Linked DNA regions of Homo sapiens: region 1 is linked to region 2. The links are chromatin loops, found by intact Hi-C in ENCODE. Cell type or tissue: CD4-positive, alpha-beta T cell. All regions are shown on one strand. Links, peaks and the distances in the headings refer to the core of each region. The heading gives the core; the rest is flanking DNA.

Evidence for each region. A loop is a pair of places that touch in the nucleus more often than their neighbours do. Peaks named below come from ENCODE experiments on the same cell type or tissue, not always from the same donor. Only the 100,000 strongest peaks of a DNase experiment are listed, where the experiment ranks them.
Region 1: a loop joins it to region 2, with 2.2 times the contacts of the local background. A loop is called at or near these places in 3 of 110 quality-filtered maps.

Annotation. Positions count from the first base shown.
Region 1 is chr3:177,182,852-177,187,250 of GRCh38, reverse strand. All of the region lies in intron 1 of TBL1XR1 (TBL1X/Y related 1), which reads left to right. Among named protein-coding and RNA genes, the nearest start is that of TBL1XR1, 12 kb to the left of the region's middle. In CD4-positive, alpha-beta T cell, for the core only: no CTCF peak of the experiment used is centred there; no DNase peak of the experiment used is centred there.
Region 2 is chr3:177,652,694-177,657,092 of GRCh38, reverse strand. All of the region lies in intron 3 of LINC00578 (long intergenic non-protein coding RNA 578), which reads right to left. Among named protein-coding and RNA genes, the nearest start is that of LINC02015, 160 kb to the left of the region's middle. RefSeq lists silencers at 3,838-4,132, 4,046-4,246. In CD4-positive, alpha-beta T cell, for the core only: no CTCF peak of the experiment used is centred there; no DNase peak of the experiment used is centred there.

The sequences.
Region 1 (4,399 bases), core at 161-4,160, 470 kb after region 2:
GGCTAATTTTTGTATTTTTAGTAGAGATAGGGTTTTGCCATGTTGGCCAGGTTGGTCTCGAACTCCTGACTTTTTTTTTTTTTTGAGACAGAGTCTTGCTCTGTTGCCCAGGCTGGAGTACAGTGGCACGATCTCGGCTCATGGCACACTCCGCCTCCCGGGTTCATGCCATTCTCCTGCCTCAGCCTCCTGAGTAGCTGGGACTGCAGGGGCCCGCCACCACGCCCGGCTAATTTTTTTGTGTTTTTAGGAGAGACGGGGTTTCATCCTGTTAGCCGGGATGGTCTCGATCTCCTGACCTTGTGATCCGCCCGCCTCGGCCTCCCAAAGTGCTGGAATTACAGGCGTGAGCCACCACGCCTGGCCGAACTCCTGACTTTTAAGTGATCTGCCAGCCTCAGGCTCCCAAAGTGCTGGGATTACAGGTGTGAGACACCACGACTGGCCATGATTTCAATTTTATGAGTTTTGACGGGGATCTATATGGAAATTTTTTTTAGAGTATTTAAGTACTAAAAATCTACAGCCTTTCATAGAGTAATAGTCTGGAAAGTATGTGACATGAGCATAAGCAAACACCTTGCCAGATGGGGTATAGTAATAACATATTTTAGTGGTTACCTTCAACTGTGAATAGAACACAGTTTATGGGTTAGGGAGAGATGTTTTATTCTCTTCCTTTAATTTCAACAGGCTAATTGGGAAGAGTGTATACTAATGTTGCTACATTTCTGTTTAGTGGCTATCATATGTCATTAACTCACAGTATAAGGCAATTGACTCATCTACTTTGGGTTTCTGAAATAAGGTAATGAGAATAGATAATGAATTTATCTTTTCTTTTTCTGCAATTACCTTTTTATGGGGCAGAACTTATAAAAAATAAGGATTTTAGGATACGATTTGTAGCTGTAGCAGTGCTCTTTGGCACTCATTCATATAACAATGTAATATACATGCTTAAGATTTTTCCCCTAGTAAAATGATGGGTTTTCTTTAAATTACTGTTCTCTGTCCTCTTTAGTAACGGATATACATTTGTAAAATTACAGACTGGGGTTAGGAGTGCAGACTGTTATTGTATTGTGTTCTTGTGCAAAAAAACCCCAGGTGTATCATGGGAATACATCTTTGACCTTGGACTTCCTTGTGTCCTGCTGGCAGAGGTCACTAGTTTTGACACCTGGTGAGAGATGTGAAGTGTTCCTTTATTTACTTATATTTATTTATTTATTTATTTGAGGCAGGGTCTTGCTCTGTCACCTGGGCTGGAGTGCAGTGGTGTGAACATGGCTCACTTTACCCTCCAACTCCTGGGCTTAAGCAGTCCTCCTACCTCAGCCTCCTGAGTAGGTAGGACTACAGACGAGCAGCACCATGCCCAGCCAATTTTTTTATTTTTAATTTTTTGTAGAGAGAGGATCTCACTATGTTGCTCAGGCTGGTCTCGAATTCCTGGACTCAAGCAGTCCTCCTGCCTCCCAAAGTGTTGGGATTATTGGTGTGAGCTGCTGTGCCCAGCCAATGCTTCTTTTATATATTTATTTAGATTTGGTGTTTGATTTTTTTGTTAATAAGGGACCTTCTCAAAGATACTTTTAAATGAAAAGACAAAGGGTCAGAAAATACTGGTTTTTTTTTTTTGGAAACAGTCTCATTCTGTGACCCAGACTGGAGTGCAATGGCGTTGATCTTGGCTCACAGTGACCTCCGCTTCCTGGGTCCAAGTGATGCCCCTGCCTCAGGCTCCTGAGTAGCTGGGACAGGCTCATGCCACCATGCTTGGCTAATTTTTTTGTACTTAAGTAGAAATGGGGTTTCGCCATGTTGGCCAGGCTGGTCTTGAAATCCTGACCTCAAGTGATCCATCCTCCTCGGCCTCCCAAAGTGCTGGAATTACTGGCGTGAGCCACTGCCCCTGGCCGGTTGGCTGCTATTTTAACTTAAGGGGTAGAAGACTGGAAAGGAGGACACATGCAATACAGTGTGTATGAGTATGTGTGTATTTATATATGCTTGTTGTGTGTGCTTAGAGTGACTCTAGAAAGCTGTGGAAGAGACTGATAACAATGCTGTTGGGGTAGGTAGATTATGTAGTCAGATGTCAGAGAGACTTATTTTCATGTGTAACCTTTTGAACTGTTGATGTTCTTATTACCATTTTGAAAAAAAAATTGAAAAATCGAGGCATGTGGTTAAGCTTTTAAAAACTTTATTTCTTTGGATTTGGATAGGATGGTCAAAAGAAGGGGGAAAATGATGTTAATTTCTCCTGTGCTTTTCAGTCAGTTCTTAAAGAGCTGTAACTGTATATTTCTGTAAACACTTATTTTCATTTTTCAGACTTGTTGGCAGAATTAGAGTAGTGGTATGATTAACAAGTGTTGTTTCTGTTTCATGACTGGGTCCTTAGACCAGTGGTGAATCAGTGATGATTTTTTTTTTTTTTTGAGCCACAGTCTTGCTCTGTCTCATCCAGGCTGGAGTGCAGTGGTGCGATCGGCTTACTGCAGCCTCTGCCTCCAGGGTTCAAGTGATTCTCCTGTCTCAGCCTCCTGAGTAGCTGGGACTACAGGCATGTGCCACCATACCTGGCTAATTTTGTATTTTTAGTAGAGACGGGATTTCACCATGTTGGACAAGCTGGTCTTGAACTCCTGACCTAAGGTGATCCACTGGCCTCTGCCTCCCAAAGTGCTGAGATTACAGGCGTGAGCCACCGCACCTGGCCAACTGGTGAATTTTGAATCCTATCCAAGCTTGATACTTAGAAAATAATTTAGTGCAAACTTTAGGAGGTTTTGGTTGTCCAGAAGTACTACATTTTGTCTTATTTCAAAGGTATTGCTTTGCCAAGGGTTTGGACATTAGGTGAATATTGGGGTTCTCATAGTGGTTGACTTTAATAATTATAGTATTTGGCACAATGGGATTTGTGGAACTATGGCTTCTGATACTGCACCGATCCTGTCATGACTTACAAACTTAGATGTATGTGTTATTGATGTCAAGGTGACAGATATATTAGATTTTAATGCTATTTTTGGTTGCAGTTGGTGTCATTTGCAATTGTGTCACTTGCAGCTTTTTGTTGGCTATTTAGTTTACCAGTAAAGGGGCTTGCCTTCTAGTTGTGCTCATTTTCAACTTCAACTGGAGCAACCTCAGAGAAAGGGAGCACCTGTTTTGGTGCACAGAATTGTGCTGCACTGTGACTTTGACACTAGCCTTCCTTTGAGGGCACTGTCATGGCCCTCTTCTCAGCAGTAACAGGAGACTAGGTAGGAGAGTCTTTGTCTCATTTTTGGCAGTGAACTCTCAGTATGTTACTGTGGTGAAGAGCTGGTCTCGAGCTCCTGACTTCAGGTGATCCACCTTGCCTTGGCCTCCCGAAGTGCTGGGATTACAGGCGTGAGCCACCATGCCCGGCCGATTAGATGTTTCAAGAAAAAGAAGATTGTACCTTTCTTAAAAATAAAGTTTTTTGGTCGGGCGCAGTGGCTCATGCCTGTAATCCCAGCACTTTGGGAGGCTGAGGTGGGTGGATCACCTGAGGTCAGGAGTTTGAGGAAAAAATTCGCAAGGTGTAGTGGCGGGTGCCTGTAATCCCAGCTGCGGAGGCTGAGGCAGGAGAATCACTTGAACCCGGGAGGCGGAGGTTGCAGTGAGCCAAAATCGCACCACTGCACTCCAGCCTGGGTGAAGGAGTGAAACTCCGTCTCAAAAAAATTTTTGCTTTCCGGAGTGGAATCCCTACTTTTCTCCAGGCAACACTGCTCTGGTTGACAACTGACAACTGCTTTATCAGTCACTTCAAATATATATGTTAAATTTTACACAAACGTTAACATGGATTCTCACTAAAAATCCATATGGCACAACACAGGGTATGTATACATGCAGAAATAACTGAAGGGTTATCAGGAACTTATGCACACACATTTTCTGTACTCTTCATTTAAAAACATGCTTTTATAAACCTAAATGAATTTTATTACTTAATTTTATTCAGTGAATTTAGAAAATACTCGTTCAAAGGAGTATAGAATTGTACTTTTCTACTTTTATGGATTTAGAGTCAGTACTCAGAAACGTCGACGTTCTGAATGACAGAGCATGGATGAGTTACATTTATTGGTGCTAATGTCTTTAGGTTGTATTCTGAAGCTGTATGAGGATTCTGAAGTTATGGTGCCTCAATTTTGTAAGGCATACATAAGAAGTAAGATACAAATGATAAGGAATTTTGATTGCTCTTAAATGTAAATTTAAGAGTTTTGGAGGGAAAATCTGAACAGCTGTAGCTTAGGAACCCTGAATGCTTCTCATAAAGGACAGTACTTAGAAGAATGACCATTATATAAAGTTTCTTATATCCCATTAGAGAAGAAGTTTGGAT
Region 2 (4,399 bases), core at 112-4,111:
TGTTTCCTTCAAGATCTGGTAGGAGTGTGGAGAGAAGGAGGGGGAACTGACATGTTTTGTGTCTACAAACAGCACATTTGAGGACAGGGCTGTGTCTTATTCACTACTGCATTCTTAGTATCATGCACTCAATAAATCTACATGGTAGAAATGCATTTAAATTCATTTTAATTTCCAGCTTGCTCTTGTTTCCAGTAAAAGAGAGATGGTTAAAACCTATCTTCATTCTTTATATCCACAAAATTCGACCTTATGCTAGCTTGGCAAATAAGGCAGCCTTGTGAAAAATTGTCAAAAACTATTCAATATTACAAGAACCAAAGTGTCTTAGTCCAACCCGCTTAGGTGCAAATGAGACAACAGAGGTCTATAGAGTCCAAGTGACTTATTGTAGGCTACACAACCAGTTGGAGACAAAAACAGGACTAGAACTCAGGACTTCAGGTAAATCCAAAGTCTTTCTTCAATGCTTCTATGATTTAGAGAGCAGGCACATGTAGCTCTAAAATAATGTTTTTCCCGTATGTTAGGTACTGACAGCTTCCCATATGTCAAGATCTTACACCATACCTGTGGCCCCTTTTGCAACCACCATTCCCATTTTCCTAGTGCTACCTCTGCCACCAACCAAACAGCTGTACATGCGTGTACTCCATACCACACTTCGATTCCACAGCATCCATATATATGGGCCCACCCAAAAAATGCCAACTATAAGCCCATCATTTTCAAATTTGGGGGGACATGATTTATAAAAAAAACACAATAAATGATCATTGCAAGACCGCAGAGCAGGTAACTGTGTCATATACCACATCTGAACATTGGAAGGGCTAGGCCAGAGAAGCAGTAAACCAGGAAGCCCCTTGGAGTCATAAGGGAGTGGTCTGGCTTTGCAAACATCGTGGATCAGAGATACCAAGGAGATCCACCTCAAGATACCAGGATGAAACAGAAGAGTAATCTTCAAGAAGTGCTTACCATTGCCTAATTCCGTGCTTGTAGAAAGCATTCCAGGGGCTGTTACTAAAGAAAACGAAAATCGCCCCCAAAGAGTTCTGGACTCAAGTCAACCAGTGGAACAGCATTTAAAAAGATATTTGTCTAGGGAGGGATTATAGATTTTCTAAACTCCATTTCTAATAATTGGAGCGGCACATGTGGCTGGTAACTTGATAAAAATGAATACACGAAGGCCGTTATAACAGATGGAGCATTTTAGTCAAAAAATAACAAGCCATTTCTTCCTCGGGCAAAAGGAGCCAACTAATTGAATGTGGTGGGAACGTAAAAATTCAGAGCCTCAAGCACATGAAGTCACTTAGACATTTATGGCTTGGGATGAACTTGAAAAATATAGTAAAGAAAAATCTACAATGAGCAACAGATTTATGGGCTTAAAATGTACTTCCATTTGCCCTTAAAAAGCCTTCTGGGAAGAAATTTTCATTATATTTTGGACAACATGATGTTCTATCTTCTGTATCTAGAAAGTTCAAACCGGGCTAACCAGTGATGACGGAAAAGAAAATTGTATTATACCTTGATATTTTTGTGTTTCTGTTCAGTATTTTCTCAACTGAGACCACTTAGTGCCTTGTATTGATCATCATTTCATATTTATTGAGTGCCAGTGCTCAATACAACACACAGAAGATATGATGAAAACTACATCAGCGAAGTGGAGTAGAAGGTAGGGTAATGTTCCAGTAAGTTTGGGCAGTTACCTAAAACCAGAAGCATTTCTATCAGCAGGGTTCTAAGCACAGGTTATTCTTTTAAATGTCTTGGGATTGTGAAGGAGGATAGAAAGGGAGGATCTGGAAGAAGCCTTTGAAAATAGCTGTCTAGAATTGTGTTGATACAGTTTAAACTCTCTAAACCATACTATTCTGCTTATAATAATCAAGACTATTAAGAGATGGGGTGTCGGAAGTGACAAGTGACTCCTTAAAAATAAAGTTGGTCTCCAATTTAAGTTTAAAAATAATGTAGTATTTGATTATATATAATCCAAAGTATAACACACATACTGATTTTTAAATAGGAAGGAAGGAAGGGAGGGAGGGAGGGAAGGAAAGAGAAAGAAAGAGAAAAGAAAGAAAGAAAAAGAAAGAAAGAAAGAAGGAAAGAAAGAAAGAAAGAAAAGGAAAGAAAAAAAGAACAGAAAAGAAAAGAAGAATTTCAAATAATTTATATACAGTGAACACTTTACGCTCCAAGAGGTGAGGCATAATTCCCCATTCTTTAAGTATGGCGTGTGTATAGAAACTCATTTTCAAAGAGCACAGTGTGAACGCGAGGGGAAAAGTAACTTCATAGTGGAGAAATCTGGCAAACACTACCTCAGTCAGGTTACCAACAGGTTACCTCCATCAAACATCAACAGTGAGAAGTCACATTGATAGCATGCACCCTTGATATGATATGGTGGTCTTCCTCTCCAAATCCATAAACCCAGTCTACTCATGAGAAAAACATCAGATACATTCCACTTGAGGAATAGTCTACAAAATACCTTACCAAAACTCAATATATTCAAAAGCAAGGAAATTCTGAGATACTGTCACAGCCCATAGGAGTCTAAGAAGACATACTGAATGTAATGTGGCATCCTGAATGGGATTCTGGAAGAGAAAAAGAATATTAAGTAAAAACTAAGGGAATCTGAATAAAGTATGAACTATATTTAAAATTGGTTCATTTATTGTGACAAATACACCATAATAATTTAAGGTGCTAAAAATAGGAAAAACTGGGTGATGAATTTATGGGAACTCCTTGCTATCTTTTCATGTTTTCTGCATTTTTCTAAAACTACTAAAAGAAAATTTTATTTTAAAAAATAAAATGGAAGGTGGTTGCAGCAAAGAAACAATAGAAGAGGTGAGCATTAAAAGGAAATGGAAGTTAACATCAAAAGTAGGAGCTCTCATGAATAGGGCTGCAATGAACATTCACGTGCATGTGTCTTTATGGTAGAATGATTCATATTCTTTTGGGTATATACCCAATAATGAGATTGAGATTGCTGGGTCCAACGGTAGTTCTGTTTTTAGCTCTTTGAGGAATCACCACACTGCTTTCTGCAATGGTTGAACGAATTTACACTCCTACCAACAGTGTATAAGCGTTCCCCTTTCTCTGCAACCTCACCAGCATCTATTATTTTTTGACTTTTTAATAATAGCCATTCTGACTGGTTCGTGAGATGGTATTTCGTTGTGGTTTCGATTTGCATTTCCCTAATGATCAGCGATATTGAGCTTTTTTCATATGCTTCCCGGGCCACATGTATGTCTTCCTTTGAAAATTGTCTGTTCATGTTCTTTGCCCACTTTTTAATGGGGTTGTTTGGGGGTTTTTGGGCAAATTAAAAGAAATGAAATCAACCTAAATGCCCACCAATGATAGACCAGATAAAGAAAGTGTGGTACATATACAACATGGACTACTACCCAGCCATAAGAAAGCACAAGATCACGTCCTTTGCAGGAACATGGGTGGAGCTGGAGGCCATTATCCTTAGCAAACTAACACAGGAACAGAAAACCAAATACTGCATGTTCTCACTTATAAGCAGAAGCTAAATGATGAGAACACATAGACACAAAGAAGAGAACAGCAGACACTGAGGCCTATTTGAGGGTGGAGGACGGGAGGAGGGAGAAAAGCAGAAAAAAATAACTATTGAGTACTAGGCTTAGTATCTTAGCATTGGGACCATACAACAAACCCGTGTGACAGGAGTTTACCTACATAACAAACCTGCATATCTACCCTTAACCTAAAATATAAGTTAAGGAAAAAAAAAAAAAAGTAGGAGCTCTCAACCCAGTGGAGTCTTGAATGTTAGCACTGGGGAAAAAAAGTCAAAATTCATGGTTAAATGCCAAAGAGAACTGTTTGGAACAATGTGTTAAGAACAGCTGTGAGATATTCATAAGCACAATTAGCACCTTGACTGACTGGCAGTCAAAAATAAACCAGCTGTAGGGGAGTGAGCAGGCCAGGGTCATAAACAGTTCCTGCAATGCCTTCGAAATGAGACAAGGCAGCCCGCAAGAGGAAAGTGTTAGGTAAACAGAGGCCAGATTTGTAACAAGAACTCCTGTGTTATGTGTTCTCTCTGGTGTTTCTAATTAAGAGTAAGAGTTGAACCTCATTTTTTCAAAATTATCATTTTGACATTTTTTTCACTTTTATAAAGGCTTTTATGTCTAGATACCGCAGCGCATGCTGCTCACTACCTTAAATTTTGCCTAGTAGAAGAGAACCTAAAACCAATTCTGCAATGCTACATCCGACCAGCCTTTAGTTTCAGCTGCAGGTTCTTTATTTGGAGGGGCTGAATCATCCATTTCTCACCTTTTTCACCAGCCAAGTATTTTTAACTTAC